2 separate regions of the Homo sapiens genome follow, and region 2 is linked to region 1. Evidence: read pairs that join two places in POLR2A ChIA-PET (ENCODE). Cell type or tissue: PC-3. All regions are shown on one strand. Each heading gives the region's core, and the rest is flanking DNA. Links, peaks and the distances in the headings are about the cores only. Region 1 overlaps MAML2 (mastermind like transcriptional coactivator 2). Region 2 overlaps MAML2 (mastermind like transcriptional coactivator 2).

Region 1 (4,398 bases), core at 95-4,094:
ATTTAAGGAACAACAAAAAAAAATACTCCATGGGAGACTTACAAAAGAGATGGACGGCATTGAGTGGGTTGAATGAAAATTTTGGCAGCATATATTTTCAGGAAATCTGAGGATACTAAAAGCCTATTTAAAATAGTATCCTATTTGATCTTGATAACCAAAGATATTTCAAAGCATCAGGATTGGGTCTAATCGCTTGTTAAATTAAGGTCACATATGGGACTTGCTTTTGACCAGACAGTTTCATGCTCCTGAATAAGAAGGCTCTAATAAAGTTTGATCTTTGGATGCCTATCATGTATTATCAAGCCTATCATTTTCTCCATCAAAGAAAATATAGTCAGAGGTCAGAAAATAAGGGAGTGGGGAGGGGTAGTGGGAAGGACAGAGCAATCCAACAACCCTTGATCCATCTCTGCATCAATTGAGACCATTCTCCACTATCTGTGCTCACATAGTAAGCACACATCATTTTATTTCTTGCTTTTGCTTCCCATCATATTTTTAAACTTTCAATATCATTAAGTAACACCCTTTTTTCCTCCATGATAGCTAGTGTCACAGGTGCTTTTTTCCTCCTTTTTATTATTTTTGGCAGCAGAGAGATTTTTTTTCTCTCCCATTGACCTGTACCTATTCCTAGCAAATTCACTGCTTCATGACAAGCGCCAACAGTCATACGCAGATGCAATTTATCTTTGCGCGCAGCTGGTCTGTGTGCATGTGTGTCTGTGTGAGTGTTCTTCTTTCCCATTGTTTGACTCCTTTTAACTCCACTCAGATCTCTCTAATCACAGTTTGGAATTCACCTGAATTTCCCTGCTGGGAGAGCTGAAAAAGCTGACATCAAGTTGCTAAGACCACAGCTCTGAAAAGGAAATGGCACATCTTTATTGGTGGAACACATTAAAAGATGTGAATGTGAGGTTTTTAAGTAAGATGCTGCATACGCATAACCTCTAGGTGCTTGACAGTGACATTGTCCCACATGTTGGCCATCTCCTCCATAATTAAAGAAAAGCTTTGAAAAAAGAATACAAGTGTTTGATTTTCACACTAAAACATTATTCTGGGAATTCAGAGCCCACAGCTGGCTATGCCCAATCCAAAGCATGGAAATTGTTCACACAAATCTTTTCATGAGGTTGAGGGAGACTTCAGCATTCCAGCTATATTCTGCTCTGAGGGAAACATTTTAATTTCTTTTGATTTCTTATGTGTCCATTCACAAGGTTAGTTTTCTTTTTTTCTAAAAAAAAAAGAAAGTTGCTATAGTAACAATCATCTATCACAGGGCCCCTACTTGAGTACTTACAAATGCTGCTCGTTAAACAAGCAGATCCTTGTGCCACGTGGAAGGCCAGAGAGAAACATCAGTATATCAAGATTGTCAAAGATTAAATGGTGAAAATAAAAGATTTTTAAAAATGGAAACAGAAGCATCAGTGGATGCTTCCATCGGATAGGGCACTCTATACATAACACAGCTATTTCTCTACCACAAGGCCAACCAAACAATTTCATAGTGATCAGACTTGACAGGGCCTTGAAGAAAGCAATTAAGAGGAAATGGGCTTAGGCCATTCCCAAAGACAGTCTGATGTCTGGTTTTTGCTCAAAACTCAGCAGCCATGTTGTGTGGCATGAAGCATGACCTGGGGCAGTGTCCATCTCAGGAGCATGGCCTCGGGCCTGCCTCTCAGAGGCCCTGGAGTGAAAGCAGGGCTCCGCCCAAGAACCTGTGTACATCCATTTCCTTTTCCTGGGAGTAGCTGGACTAAAATGCCTGAGCCGCTGGGTATGCTTCTTGACTTACACAAATGTCACCAGGAGTATTTGTGTGAAGATCATTTCAGTCTACGAAGTACTAACAGGATATAAAAAGCCATCACAGAACCAGAAGGAGACCATTCTTCCCTCCCCTCTGATTCTACTTTCTAGGTAAGAGGAGGATAGGCCTCTGACCTCCCACTCTTGCCCCAACTTCACCTTCTGTGATTATGTGTCTGATATCTATGCATTAGCCATCCCTTTCTTCCATAAGCCTATTAATTTGAAAGAATAACTGATAATACAGGCTTGATTGACTCATTACTTTTTGTGATATAAGGAACATAGGTGGCTTAATTGAAAGTGTTTTCAGAAAGAAACAGAAAAAGAAAGGCAAGAAAGAAAGTGTGAGGGCCACTTGGTCAACTGCTGAGAAGAAACACTGGGGTTTCCCTTTCTGGTTGTGGGCTAAGCAAAAGTTCGCCCTCTGCACTATGGGCTCTCTCTGCATTTGAGTCACAGAAAATCAGTGAGCAAAAAGGCAACAATACAGAAATATGTTTGGCTTCATCTTTTATGAACAATCTGAATTCAGTTTGCATTTTGCAGGGCAAAAAAAAAGGATAGTTTTTCTAGAAAATAGATGGGAAGGAGGAAGAGGAGGAGGAAAATAGAACCCAATAGAAAAGTCTTTAAAAGACAAAAAAAAAAAAAAAAAACTTTGAGGCTTTCTTTTTCTTAGCGACAAGCTAGGGCTACTCACATTTAATCATGCTGTTCAAAAGGAAGCATATTGTGCCAAAATTTCCATGAGGAAAATTTCACTGCCTTGCATTGTTTTATTTCAGACTGCTCTTTACTTTGAGTCTGTATTTTCAAATTCTTTCTTTGAATATTTATGCCCTTAGGCAGACATATTAACTCATTTTACATTGAGAATCTCATTACATCAAGTAAAAATCCTAAGCCTGATAAAATGATTTACCCCCTCAATTTAACTTTTATTTTAGTCTCCCACCAGCTTCCCTGAAGTAGATTTGCTGCCAAGCTATAATACTATTTTAGACTGAGTCATCCAAGCACACTGAACAGCTTTTACTCTGCTCCTAATGTTTCTCCATCCCCGTTGTTTGAAAAAAAAAAAAAAGAAAAGAAAAAAAAGAGAAAGGAACGTGTTTTTCTATGGGTTTGCATTTGAAATGGTTACGAATGATGAAAAAGAAAAATAGGAGGCTTTAATCCAGGGTGTTTGGCCCCTAGGGAACATAGACTACTCTCTCCCCCATCTCTTAACTCCCTAAAGGGGGCATGTAGTGCTATACATTTTTAAGCTCTACTGAGGCCTTGAAACCACTGAAAGCATATGAAGGCGGTTGTATAAGTTTAAGTACACAATGCTTCATTTATTCATGGAGAGAATTTGAAGTCATTCATAGAGAGTGTGGTTGAAAACACCTACTGGAAAAATTAAAAATAAAAATAAAAATAAAACATTTGATGAAGCCCCGCTCTAGGAAACTGACATACCATCTCCAGAGTTGGAGAATTTGAAGAAAAAAAAAATCAGGGAAACAGGCCTTGGTTTTTTAAACATCTAATTTAATTATCTTTAATTTGTTAAATTTTTTTCAAAGACAGAGTCTTGCTACATTGCCTAGGCTGGTCTTGAACTCCTGACCTCAAGTGATCCTCCTACCTTGGCCTCCCAAAGTGCTGGGATTACAGGCATGAGCCATCATGCCTGGCCCCAGGAATCATGTCTTCTGAGGGAAATCCTGACCATTCCTTGATGGTTCAGACTTTGCTATGGGCAAAAATATTCCAGACTGAGAAAGGTACCAAGAGTCTTGGTGAGAAATCAGTCTAGAGGTACCAGATTTCAGTTTCTGTCACCTAATTTCATCGTTTGATCCTAATCTCCTTAGCTCTTGTTCCTTCTCACTCCCTCTTCCCTCCCCACTCAGAACCTCAGTTTGAAATGAATTCATGCAAATCCACCCCACCTATCTCTGCTTTTGCAAGTCCCACTTTACAGCCTCTGGCTTCTGTAGCTTGTGATCTCACATACTCACACCCTCCCTAGACTCTTAGTGATTTATATTGTTGGCTGTGCTGATGGGAAAGCCCAAAATATTTTTGGAAATAAAGAAGTAGCATCTAAAGTTTCACCAGAGAGGCTCTCACCATGAAAGGGAATTGTGAATACTGAAAAGTGTTGCCGGCCTCCCTCCTTTCTGAACTCCTTGAGAACTGGTTAAATGGCAGACTTGAGGGCCCCACATAGGTGTCTTTGTCAGTAGAAAAGGCTCAGGCCCCATCTGCTGAGCTACCATGGCAAGGATTAAGTATACCTGGAATGTGGAACAGAGCCAAGAACTCTGATCCCAATAGGCAAAGAAATAAACAGGAGTAGGGAGGGTGGAGAGGGAAGAGGTGAGCTGGCTGGGATCAAAAAGACTGTTGTCAAGATCTCTAGTGAGGCAGAGGCAGCCGGTATGGAGGTTGGTTAGAAACTGAGCTGTCAGAAGTACGTTTCTGCTGAGGTTCTTCAGGAGAGGACACGGAAGTTCATGGGCTGGCATAGGTCACAGATGGGAATTGCATACAAAGATCCAAAGATACAAGGTA
Region 2 (4,398 bases), core at 235-4,234, 200 kb after region 1:
CTAAAGGGCATTTTCTTCTTTAATCACCCAATGAGAATCCAGATAGGTGGGCTTTTGTGTGTGAGAAGTGATTGTAATTCAACATTAGGGAACTGAAAATATCATTGGATTCATCATTACAATGGATTCATCTGAGTCTGAATGGACAGTAGGAAGCCCCGAGAGCTCATCCCAGGAGATGTACAATGTATGTTTTGAAATTTAGTCACTCTTTAAGTAAGCAAATTTGAACAATAGTTGTTTGACAATATGCTAAACTGAATTTCCCTCTAGGAAGTATGAGGCAGAGCACAGAAAGTAATATTCAGGCTATCCACTATTTTTTTTTATTGTGGTGGAACATTCATTACATAAAATTTACCATTTTAATCATTTGTAAGTGTACAAGTCTGTGGCATTAAGCACATTCACATTGCTGTGCAGCCATCACACCGTCTATCTCCAGGCAGGCCATCGACTTACCTGTTGTGAAAAATAGCTTTAGTTTCTTATCAGGAACTAATTTCAGTTAGTTAGGAACTGTACTGTGACACAGAAATAAATAGCTTAGTTGTATTGGAATCTGAACTAGTCCATCTCTTTATTAAATGTTATGCTAGTTATAGGAAGCAATATGTTCTCTTTCATTGGGAAGACAACTATATTTTCTACTTTCCCCAAAAAGTGCAGTGTTAGCGCCAGACAAAATAATAATCTTTAAGATAGTGAGTACTTGAATGTGCTGGCTACTATGCTAAGTATTTTATGTGCATCAACTCAGTCTCACAACCATCTAATCGTCATTATCCCTCTTGCACATGTGAAGGAAACTGAGGTGCGGAGGTTAAATAGATTGCTAAGATCCCACAATTAGCAAGGGGTAGAGCTGGGGCTCACAACCTGATCTATCTAACTTCTGAGACCAATAGTCTAACTCTAAGAGGTTCACAAATCCCGAGGCATCGGCATCCACCTGAGCAGCTGTTAGAAATGCAAATCCTTCATCCCCATCTCAGAACTGGGGTGGACGCCAAGGTGCAATGTAAGCAGCTCTCCGGGCCATTCTGAGGCTCACTGGAATTTCGGAACCTTTGCTCTAGCCACTGCCTCATTGCATTTCCCTTTTTTCACACTCCTTTCCCACCATGCCAAATCCCACCACTTGTTCTTGGTCACACAGTCTTCATTATTGTTCCCCACCTCGCCCAGCCTCCCCAAAATTGCCCCATTCTTCAAACTGACTTTTTCCTTCCTCTTTATAGCCTGCCTTTCTCCCATTAAAGACTCCTCTTTCCTGTCACTGTTTTCTGCTATAATTTAGTAAAAGAAACAAAAACAAATCCTACTAAGCCAATCCTACAAGGCTTTGGTTTGTTCACTCATCAATAAATATTTACAGAGAACCATATATTTTTAAGGTGTTTTTAGGAAGTGATCTAGTGTTTTGGGATACATTTGTGAATAAAAAGACAAATATACCCATCCTCATGAAGGTCCTCATACTTGATTAAAAATGCAGATATTAGGGTTTTACAGCAGAAATTTGGATTTTTCGACATTTGAAATAAGACCCTAGAATCTGCAGTTTATCAAGCACTCCAGGTGGTTCTGATGCCAGGTGAATCAGGTGATTTAAGTACCCTGATACATCCCGTGAAGTAGCTTGAGTAGGAGCACAGTAATTCATCTGGTGTTTCTGCTTTCTAAATTTGTTTGTCTTCTTCTCCCCATAGGGTCTTTGGGAGAGGGCAGGGATATGAAAAAGGAAAGGAAAAAATTTCAGGCAAACTGAAGTAGCATTTTTCAAGAAAGGGAACTTTCTAAGGTCTCCTAAGGCTAGTTCTGCAGAGAAGATTTTGCTTAACTTGAGCCCTGGGTGATGTGATTTAAAGACAGAAAACCAATACCAAAACGGGACAAGAGTCACAGGTGGCCTCTTGGCCTGTGCCCCCTGAGCTAGGCCAGCCAGCTGCTGTTTATAAACCTGTGGCCTGCTAGGGCCTGCTACAGATGGTCTTTTTGGATTATTTCAAAGACAACACCTTTAACTCTGAGTGGTAGTTTGGAATCATTTTAAGTCCTCTTGATATCCCCTCTTTCCTAGTAAGAACAAGACCAGCTTGTTTAACATTTCCTCATACCACAGATATTTTTCATGAGGCCTCACCCACTCCCAGACAATAACAACATCCTTCCTGTGGGTTGGTGACCAGTGCTGCACGTATCTAAGAGGTATAATAAGCATTTTACACGGTGGCATTGCCACCTCCTTCTCTTTGTTTCAACTCCTTCTGCTAAGATAACCTAAAACACAGGGAAACGGGAAAATAGGCAGCTTAACTTTTTTTCCCCTTTTCCAAGATGCCTCCCAAATTCTAGCCCTGAGTCAACTACTGTTCCATTATTCTGTCTAGAAGATAATATAGACTCATTTTGTACCCAATATAAATGTTTGGCACAGAAACAGCCTTCCTTCAAATGGGTCCAGAGGGGAAGTAGTTATGGGAGTGGCAGGGGCAGGCATGGCTCCATCCCAGCCCCCTGCAATCCAGACTCTAGGCCAGAGGACAGACAAAGTCAGCATTCTGAACGGGAAGCTGGTGTTGCAGCCACCAGTGAGGAATTGTATTCTTACTCCACAATTTAAAAGGCCAAACATTTGTCCTACTCCAAACAACAAAGTGCCAACCCTAGAGGTTCCATTTAGTTACAGTAGGCACTAGAAAGCTTCTGAGATAGATAGTATGAGTTTCCTAATCTGATTTCAACAACCTGGGCTGTTTTCCTTAGTTCTAAAGAGTATATTAAAGAGGAGGTTCTCCATCAGACATATTTTGCCTTCCAGGGGATACTTGACAATGTCTGATCCCAATTCATGGTCCTAATGTAGATGGAAGGTGGGGAATGGTATTGAAAAAATGAGGACAAAACGGTGCCAATGGATAATTTGTGGAAGGACATAGTTGTCCTCTTGTTAACCTTAAAGGCTGGAAATGATAACTCTAAACATTCCCTAAATAATCCATTTTGGTTTCCTGTAAAATATATTTATATTGTATCTAATTTATTTCATACTTATATTTTCATTCAAGCTACTACCTCTTGGGCTGATTTTCCTATATGCTTATCTCCACTTACCGTATAAAGTAGAAGTACATTTTATTTATTCCAATGCTATCTCTTTCACACTTTAAAATTTAAACTAGTCCTAGGATCTTGTTAACAGTTTCCAGACTCCTGTTTTTTTCATAGAGCTTTTTACATTTTTGTGCCTCTGGATTCAAAGGGTTCTAATGGTCTTGGTTTATCTTCATATAGCATTCACTCACCCACTCTGACAGGTCAGAATGACTCAATCTCATCATGCGTGGTACCCAGAAGGCCCAACAGAGAAGAGAGCAATCTAGTTGTCCCTGAGGATACTTGGCTCAAAGCCTCCTACCATCCTCTCTGAGCCAGGCTATGCATCCAGTCCCTGCACAGAGGAGCTGGCTGTGAGGAACTATAGGGAAACCCTGGTCTTGACTACACAAGCTTCAGTTTTACATAATGCAACTTCACAACTAATTTTTTCCCAATGGTCAGATCGGCAGGTAGACTGAAGCCATTAAGGTAGCCAAAAGCACCAGTCAACTGGGATATACAGTTTTTCTATCATGTGGACATAGCCTTGCCATCATTCAGCAATATGTAAGCCTGTGACTTTTCTGAAAAACAGAATGAGGGGATCTCTGGTTCAGTTCCTTGAGTTTCAATCTGGGTAAGTGGGTCACTTGTTGCATACTCTTGTAATATCCTTCCACTTAATATTCTAGAGGGATGGATTTGTTAGGGAAAACAGAAGCACCTATTCCTGCTGTTCCTTTATACCCTATCTTCTGGAATAGAATAAGTCAGGGTACTTGCTTGCCCATTCAAGAAGCAACCAGTATACCCAAGCACTCTGGTGGGTACTGCAGATACACAAATGAAAAAGGCAATAAAATGGAGTTTCTACTCTAAAGGGAGTGATAGACCAGAATGGGAACCAATACATAAATAAACACAGAAAATGCAGGTTGTAACAAATGCTATAAATAAAACAAAGAAGGGGCTAAGATACAGAATAACAGAAGAGTAATCTCTTTAGGAGGGATGTTCAATAAGGCTACCATTCATGTTGAGATCTAAAAATTAAGTGGGAGGCAGCCAGGTGATGAGTTGGAGAAATAACATAATAAAAGGCCCTCTGGGGAGAAAGATCTGGGCTCATTTGGAGAATTAAATGATCCACACACAACTTCTGTGTAGTAAGCAAAGGTGGCTTGAAAAGCGAGGCAGGCAGCAGCATGAGCAGGACCTACAGGCTTGCGTAAGGGGCCTGGATTTTATTCTAAGTGCAACAGGAGGCTACTTAAGAGTTTTAAGCAGGGGTAGGAT

The links. ChIA-PET counts read pairs that join two places held together with the same protein. Peaks named below come from ENCODE experiments on the same cell type or tissue, not always from the same donor. Only the 100,000 strongest peaks of a DNase experiment are listed, where the experiment ranks them.
Region 2: POLR2A ChIA-PET joins it to region 1 with 13 read pairs; 5 of 35 experiments call an interaction of 5 or more read pairs at or near these places.

Annotation. Positions count from the first base shown.
Region 1 is chr11:96,110,702-96,115,099 of GRCh38, forward strand. The region is part of intron 1 of MAML2 (mastermind like transcriptional coactivator 2); the gene reads right to left. Among named protein-coding and RNA genes, the nearest start is that of MTMR2, 190 kb to the left of the region's middle. In PC-3, for the core only: no CTCF peak of the experiment used is centred there; no DNase peak of the experiment used is centred there.
Region 2 is chr11:96,312,335-96,316,732 of GRCh38, forward strand. The region is part of intron 1 of MAML2 (mastermind like transcriptional coactivator 2); the gene reads right to left. Among named protein-coding and RNA genes, the nearest start is that of MIR1260B, 27 kb to the right of the region's middle. In PC-3, for the core only: no CTCF peak of the experiment used is centred there; DNase peaks (open chromatin) are centred at 2,167 and 2,477; H3K4me3 peaks cover 1,321 bases; H3K27ac peaks cover 3,595 bases.